Regions from separate parts of the Homo sapiens genome. Here region 2 is linked to region 1. A link is an interaction called in ENCODE POLR2A ChIA-PET data of the cell type or tissue named here. Cell type or tissue: PC-3. All regions are shown on one strand.

What was found. ChIA-PET counts read pairs that join two places held together with the same protein. Peaks named below come from ENCODE experiments on the same cell type or tissue, not always from the same donor. Only the 100,000 strongest peaks of a DNase experiment are listed, where the experiment ranks them.
Region 2: POLR2A ChIA-PET joins it to region 1 with 22 read pairs; 1 of 35 experiments calls an interaction of 5 or more read pairs at or near these places.

What each region holds. Positions count from the first base shown.
Region 1 is chr6:55,634,139-55,638,138 of GRCh38, forward strand. It overlaps a transcript of HMGCLL1 not described here. Among named protein-coding and RNA genes, the nearest start is that of HMGCLL1, 57 kb to the left of the region's middle. In PC-3, no CTCF peak of the experiment used is centred here; a DNase peak (open chromatin) is centred at 2,433; H3K4me3 peaks cover 472 bases; H3K27ac peaks cover 2,155 bases.
Region 2 is chr6:56,345,370-56,349,369 of GRCh38, forward strand. It overlaps a transcript of COL21A1 not described here. Among named protein-coding and RNA genes, the nearest start is that of COL21A1, 100 kb to the left of the region's middle. In PC-3, no CTCF peak of the experiment used is centred here; a DNase peak (open chromatin) is centred at 2,342.

The DNA.
Region 1 (4,000 bases):
TAATACAATGCAAAATGGTGTTCTTGATTCAAAGTGTCAACCAGCAGTGGAGAGCAGGGAGGTCATTAGCCAGATGACAGATATTAATAAAATTGATAGATTTAGGTCTTTGCTGAAAATGTGTGTGGAGGGGCATGGGGAGGAATGCTTGCTAAAACATCTGCTCAGCCACAACATCCAGCAAGAGTAATAAGAAATGAACAGGAAAGAAAGATCTGAAAAAGCATGCACACTATATGTCTTAAACCTCAGAATCCCTGAGTAAGCTTTTGCTACTTGACTTTAGCACTCTTTCTTCAAGGCGACTACTGTGAACCCAGCAGGAATTTAAGACAAAGAGGAATTGGAGAAAAGACTTGAAAGATCTTAACCTGGTAACCAGAAGTGATAAATGACATTTCTAAAATGACTAAAATGTTTCTTCCCAACATTCCTGCAGTTGAGATGTCCATGATAATGAATATGTACACATCAAATATCTTTCCCACATAGATCAGTCTGTTAATATGTTTCCCAAATTCTTAGAACTTTACTTGATTGAAACAATAAGAACCCTTGTGGCACACTGAGTAAATTATTCACCCATATTTGGTCCGTTATTCAAATCTTGGAAATAGAAGATCCCTCAGAAGAGAATTTTAGTCTCTAGAAGATGTTTTACTTCCTTTGCTCACTATTTAATTGGGCCTTTTGTGAATAAAATCAACACTGCTTAATGTGAGGATGGAAAATCGTACTCTATAAAAGAAATTTAAAGAAAAGGATTTCTAAATACTCTAAAAGCAACTGAGACAGCTTATTATTGGTTAAGGCACACTCATCTTGATTTTTCAAGTAAATAAATCCCTGAATATAAAAACTCAAAATCTCCCTAAAGGACAGTTGGATGTGCCTATAAACTGAAAATAAAGTGACTTAGACAAAACACTTAGAACTATATTGTCTGGACAGACAAAATGACCTGATTCGTATAGATGTTTTTCATGTCATTCTCAAGAGCTCTGAGTAACTTACAGAAAAAAAAAATCATATGCCCATGACAACAAAAATAGAAAAAATCAAGTATATATGGAACTTATTTAAAGTAAAGCTTATCTCTCTGTCCATATCTAATGGTAGGGTAAATAGACAACTGAAACTTAGCTTTGAATTATACACACTTATATCACTAAGAGAAACATCCATCGGGTCAAGCCCTAACCCTTAGTATGAAACATTGCAGAACTAGGGACTGTCAAAAATTAGTTATGGCCAAGACCTGACTGTTTTGAGGGCCAAGCCAAGAATTCTAGATAAAAAAAAAAATTCTTTTATTTTAATGGAATATACCACCTACAAACAAGGGATTAAGTTTCATATGTATTATATTTAATATTCTGTAGTTGAACAGATTAGCTTACAAATTAATAAAGACTATATACTGTCTGTCCAAGGTGCAAGCTAGTCATCATTTAGATGCCATTCTTACTGATAGTTGATTTTTGCTTTCGCTTAAGTTTGTGGAGAAGGTGCTGCATTATATTGAATAATCTGCCAGGCACCTTCAGCAGGATTTCTCCTTTATGACAGCACTATGAGAATGGGACAAGAAAGAAAGAGTAAAGAGAGCTCAAGTGGTAGGACAGAGGGCATAAAAGAAAAATTCATTGTTCCAGCCCTATTGATGCTGGCCATTGCTGAACACAAAGAATAGTGACATTGAATAAAAAATGTGACCAGAGAAGTAGAGTTAAAGTTCTGGGCACTTGGTAGCGGCCATGAGAGTTGAACACAGAAGCTGCTCTGGGAACCCAGTCTTGTCTTCCAGCATCGCCCACCCTCTGACCCAGATATTAGCCTAATAAGAAGTAGCTGGAAGTCCTCCAGCAGCATAATGAACCTCTGGTGTTTCCACTCTGAAACACTGAAAATATCAGTCTCATGATCAAGTATAGCACTAGATTTTAGGGTACTTGTTTCATTTTCACAAGTGATTAATAATATGACCTAGGACATCACACAGAACCCAGTCCTACACACATATTAATAAAGTAGAGACCACCTCAAAAGGGAATATAATTAAGGAATGATTAAAAACATTTTAAACTAGAAAAAAAGCCAACATTTTAAAGCATATTTTGAATGCTGATGTGTTCAAAATATCCTGCAAGTATTATGGAGGGTATATGTAAACATTCAGGTAAAGATCAAGATGGAACATCAACAGAACTTTGAAGGTTAATATGAAAAATGAGTAAAATGTACAGTAACTTGTTCTCACTAAGAACAAAGGGTCTAAGTTTCCTGGCTATACCAGTGGCAACTCACTCAAATTTCCATATGTCCTTATTACTATACATGCTTTGTTTCCAGTGTTACAGCTGGACTCACAACCTAAATCTTTTAAATTCAATTGCTGGTAAGCTAAATAACTTATGGCTTAGTGTAAGGATTCATATTTCTTAACTCTAAGCAATGAGCTGTTGCCTGTGGGCATGTGTTAAACTAACATATGAGTAATATGCCTCTGGAGAGTGCAAACAAAGGAGGCATCTTGCATTCACACCAGGTCCCCCATGCATTTTTCTCATTGCAATTACAGGCAAAATGGTATCACTTTTAAATCTATATAATAATAAAGAAAAAAGTTTAGGGTCAAAGTGATGAACTGTTTAACAAATTTAATAAAATGAAACAAGCTCTGTGAAAAAGGTAGATTGAAGAGAGAGTTCCTGGTATCATTATTCACTTCTGACAGACCCACCTGGAGTATAGGACGGTACAAAGGGCTTCCTGCAGTGATATAACCTTTTAAAACCTTGAGTTAGTTGTCCCTCCAAAGTCTAAATAAGTGTGATAATAAAATTACTTCCTCCACACAATACATTTGAAGATTGCCTTTTTAAAGAGCCAGCTAAAAAATAAAAACAAATGGAGCATTATTTTTGATATACATATTCAAGGAATTCCTTCTATTTTCGAAATACCTTATTACCATTTAAGATGTTTCAGCCAAGGAACTAGCATACATCTGTCAAAGAGAAAATAACAACAGTATAGCTATAGACTTGACGAGCTTTTATTTGAGATTCATAAATCGGCACAGTCTCCATTCTACAGAACAAAATGAGAGCTCCCTCTGAGCAATGGTAGATTATAGGGTTTGTAAAGTGGTGATAAGGAAGCAGAATATAGAAAACAAAAACAAAAACCAACATTGGTGAACATCAGGTTACTTCGGGTTACTTTTTATAATAATTAAAGCTGAGGGGAATAACATATTATGCTGTGGTAGACTAGAATCTCATGTTCACGAAAAATTGGTCTGTTTTGGGATTTATTTGCTTTCTTAATGTTTCAGTTCGATTATGTGGCATTTAACATCAGCAACTCCCTTTTGACTTGGCTTGATTTGTTAGGGCCTGGTGTATAAGCTCAATCCAAAACAATGGTCTCTCTTAATTTCATTTAATACACTCTTCTGAGTAGAGATCATATCTAGTCATAGGCCTCCTGTATTCTTCCTAGAATAGTGAATGCTCAGCATGAACATCAAAATTATATACATTCCCCTGGTCTTCCTTCTATAATTTGATATGTGTGTGTGTGTGTGTGTGTGTGTATGTGTCTGTGTGTGTCTGTGTGTGTGTGTTTCCCATCAGCATTAAATTGATATCATAGATACATGTATGTACAGCATATTTAATGGAATTATTCATTAGAGAATGAAGACTAAATCATTGTCACAACAGTGGCTTTGTAAATCCAAGAGGAAGGGCACTAAGAAAATATGTAAGAGAAGATCCACAATGGATGCCCAAAACATAATTTGTATTATCCATATTACTGTCAAATGTTGAAACTACAAAACTCACTTTGAACATGATCTAAATAGCTGTGACCCTAGAATTTGATGCTATAATAAATGATAAAATTAAGTCTCCATTGCAATTGTGATAATAAACCAAACTGGCAGAATAGGATGGGGACAAGGTGATATTAGAAATAAAAAGTTATAGCT
Region 2 (4,000 bases), 710 kb after region 1:
ACCAAGTGCCCATATATGATCTAATTTTATATTCATAGTACTATCTGTACAAGAATTATCTCCTTTTTATAGATGAAGAAACAAAGGTTCTGAAAAATCAAGTAGCTTCTCTAAGATCACCCAGATAGAAATGGAGAAGTCAGTGGCTGAACTCAGACGTTTTTGATGTTGAAACCAATGCTCTTCCCACTACATGACAATGAAATGAAGCAGCTTTCCCAAGGACTCAGAACGTACACACGCCTGATCGCTACATCTTCCTGGGCCCCTTATGTCACCATTCTTTCTTCCCCCAAAATGCCATTAGGATGTGTTGACAGCTAAGTTTTTATTTTGAAGGAGCCAGTGTGTCTTTCAACAAATCAATTCCAGGAGAGTTTTGGAAATATGCTGTGGTAATATAATGGGATCTAAAAATTTCCAAGAGAGAATGAAGTTGTCAGAGGAGGCCCAGGGGCCTTCTGGTAAAACACATTTTCCTCATTGCTCATGTCTAAACTTTCTGTCTTCTCTCTCTGCTACTCAGGGGCCAGACTGAGTCAACCCTCGGTGGTTTTAAGCATCACGTATATTTCTATCTGTCACCATTCACTTTTCAACACTTGGCTTTATACTCTGACAATTTAGCCCAAGTCTTTGGGTGAAAAATGAGTAGAACTGTTTTCTTCATTTACCTCCTACCTTTTGTAGTATTTTTTAAATTATAATTTATATACAGTAAAATACACAATTTCAAATTGGACAACTCAATGACATTTCACATATGTACACATCTATGTGGCCAATGCGCAGATCAAAATATAGAACTTACTCATCACCCTAGAAAGTTTCCTCAAGGACCATTCACTCAATAACTACACCCCCACCAGCAGCAATTGCTGATACTCTGACTTCTAATCCTGTACATTGGTTTGTCTATTGACCATAGATTGGTTTGCCTATTCCTCAAATTTATTTGGTGGATTGATACAGCATGTACTCTTTTGGGTCTAGCTGCTTTTGTTCATTGTTTGTGCGTTCCACTCACGTTGTTGCAGGTATAGCAATAAGCAGTCTCTTTTTTACTACTGAATATCATTCTGTTGTACTAAAAGCTACTTTATGTGAAATAGTACTGAGAAATTATTTGGCTCTACCTTGTCAATATTTAAACTCATCTCTTATATTCTTTGTAGCATATCACAAATTTACATACCACAATCCAAACACACAAGAAGCATAGCTTTCTTTATTATAAGCCCTCTCGTTCCTACTTTCAATGATAGCAGAAGAAAAACACATTAAAAAATAAAAAGTAGTTCAGTATGGTGTAAAACAGTGTGTACTGGCCTAAGTTGATTTGGAATGAATATTAATCCCACTCAAAATTCCACCTCCCAGTGAGAGCTGTACCGCTCCTCTCAGAGTCATGCCTGAACGCAGAGGGAGGCATTCCTATACTCAGGGTAGCAGCAGATGGAGTTTCAGGCAAAAAACAATGTTCAGGTTTGTGCTGGTCTCCAGTGGGTGAGCCTCTATCCTCTGCGAGGATCTTGTCCCTCCTGGTCTCTTGGGTGTCATGATGTCACTCGCTGTAGCACTCAGCAGTCCCTGCCACAGCCTCTTGCAGGAGGCCCCTGCACTCAGCAGTCTCCCCATCTCAACTCCAGGTCTATCCAGTTAACAGTCTACCACAACTTCTGCATTGCTTTTGGGTCCCAGGAACACTCAGCTGCCTTTGCTGCACCAAACTGAAGAATGATGCGCTCTGTCGGGCTGCCTTCTGGTCCATCTACTTAGTCACATTCCTCAGACATTCCCCAGACATTCCCGGCAGCCCTATACTCAGCACCATATTGAATTCATGGCTTCCCTCTGTGGCTTGGGAGTCTCCTGTGAAACACCTGAGAAGCCATGCCTAAGACCCACACCAGGAATCCCCCAACCTTTCTGGGTGTTCCTACTGGCCCTTTCCCACCCCCTCACCGGGATTCAACTCTCACAAGGGAATCAAGTCATTCCTGTCTGATCTCCTTGCCCTGGTCTTCTATTATCCTTCCTGCATGCAATGGGTCTTACCAAAAGTCATTTTATCCAGCCTTCAAACAATACAGTTTACAGAAGTGTTCTCCTATTGGGCTGCACATTAGAATCACCTAGGAAGCATTTAAAAAAAAAAAAAAAAAAAAGCAAAGCAGTATTACCTGAACTACATCTCAGACCAGATAATTGAATCAGAGTCTCTAGAAGTAAGGCCTGAGCATTAGTATTTTCTAAGCCTCCCCAGGTAATTCTGATACACAACCAGGGTCAGAACCCACTCATTGCAATTAAACTCTGATTTGAATCAGGCTGACTCTTGATGAGTAAAGGGAAGCTTTTGGGATTTAGAAAATCTCTTTCTGATGATAAGACATTGTATTACTAAAGATTCAAGAATGTCAGCTCTGAGAACCAAAACCAAAAAATAACTTCTCTGCTCTGGAGTAGGAGTATCTATTATTTTTCAGAAATAACAAAACCCATTGATTCTATGTACAGGTAGCTGAGAAGTATTATAAGTTAAAGAAATTTAAAAACATATCAATTTAATATTTAAAAAATATTATCATTTCATATTCTATTTTGTGCATTCATTTATGCACTCACTATGGCTCACATTACTACATACAGGAGTAGGCAGGACCAGCATATACAGAGGAGGAATACGCAGTCACATGATTGTTGTGATTGGAGCAGCAAGAGAGGGCCCTCTTCATTCATTCATTTATTGAACAAATATGTCGTTTCTGAGTACTTACATGGGGCCATGTGCTTTAGCATGTAGGAAGGGCACAATGGAGAAATCTGCTTTCTTCCCTTAAGAAGCTAAGAGTCCAGAGAGGGAGGTGATCATATTGAAGTAGAGACATAAGGGCACATAGCTGTGGCTCGGTGAGTTGAGAAAGGATTTTCAGTGAAGTGAAAATTCCAGGATATGTGGGGACCAACTCAGGGCACACCTCTGAATTGCCCTTTCCTCTTTTTCATTTCACTTTCTCCATTACCCCAACTTTTGTCCCCTGGAAACACTTTCCACATAAGCTACTGCACAGGAGTCTTAGGGGAAACACAGGCTCAGCTCCACCTGGCCATCAACTGAAATTTTTCCAGCAGAGGTAAGATTTCTGGTAAAATGAGAATAAGGAGGGAGAGGTTCTTCTGTAGCATGGGAAGGTGGCTGGGAAGAATTCTAGGACAACAAAAGAGGCCAAGGGGAGACGACAACTTGCTGGGAGACCAGAAAGAGCCAATAACAGAAGTCAACAAAGAATCCTGGTCCAAAAGGTGAGGGGAGGAAGGGGAAGCAAATTTTTCTGCTTTTCTGTTCAAGCTGGGGCCAGCCTCTCTCAGAACACTGGGATTAGATAACAGGGCAATTGTCCTCCTTTGTGAAGACAGGAAGTGGGATCTTTCCCAATCCTATATAAGTGGACTTTCTTGTTTTAGCCAGAATGTATCATTAGAATCCTCACATCATTTATCTTTGAAATTGAAAAAGCAAAGGGGATAGGTGTATCCACTTAATTTGCAGCAGATGGACCAAGATGGGGTAAAAATTCAATGTGAAAGTTTAGACAGGTTAAACTGAGTGATGAAGATGCTAAACATGTCTCTGTCACTTAGGACAGAACACTGACCTTCCTTTTAGAGTGTTCCTAAAGGGGAAAAATGTCCTTAAAGTGGAGAAAAGAGCAAAGAATAGCTTCTGAAGAAGAGAAATTTAAAATACCCTCTTTCTGGCCTTGGCTAGGGCACTAGGAAAATGAACCTTGAAAATAATCCACTGCACTGATAAAATAAATTTAGTGAGACGGGAAATTTATGGTTGGACAACTTAATACTGAACAACCCAAATGAAGTAAAACGGATTGAGGTAAGAAATGAAACCACATTTCTTTTAATTGTATGTTTTTAATAAAGAAAGCTTGGCTAAACCATAAAGACCCGCCCCCCTGAAAAAAAAAAAAAATTTAACCAC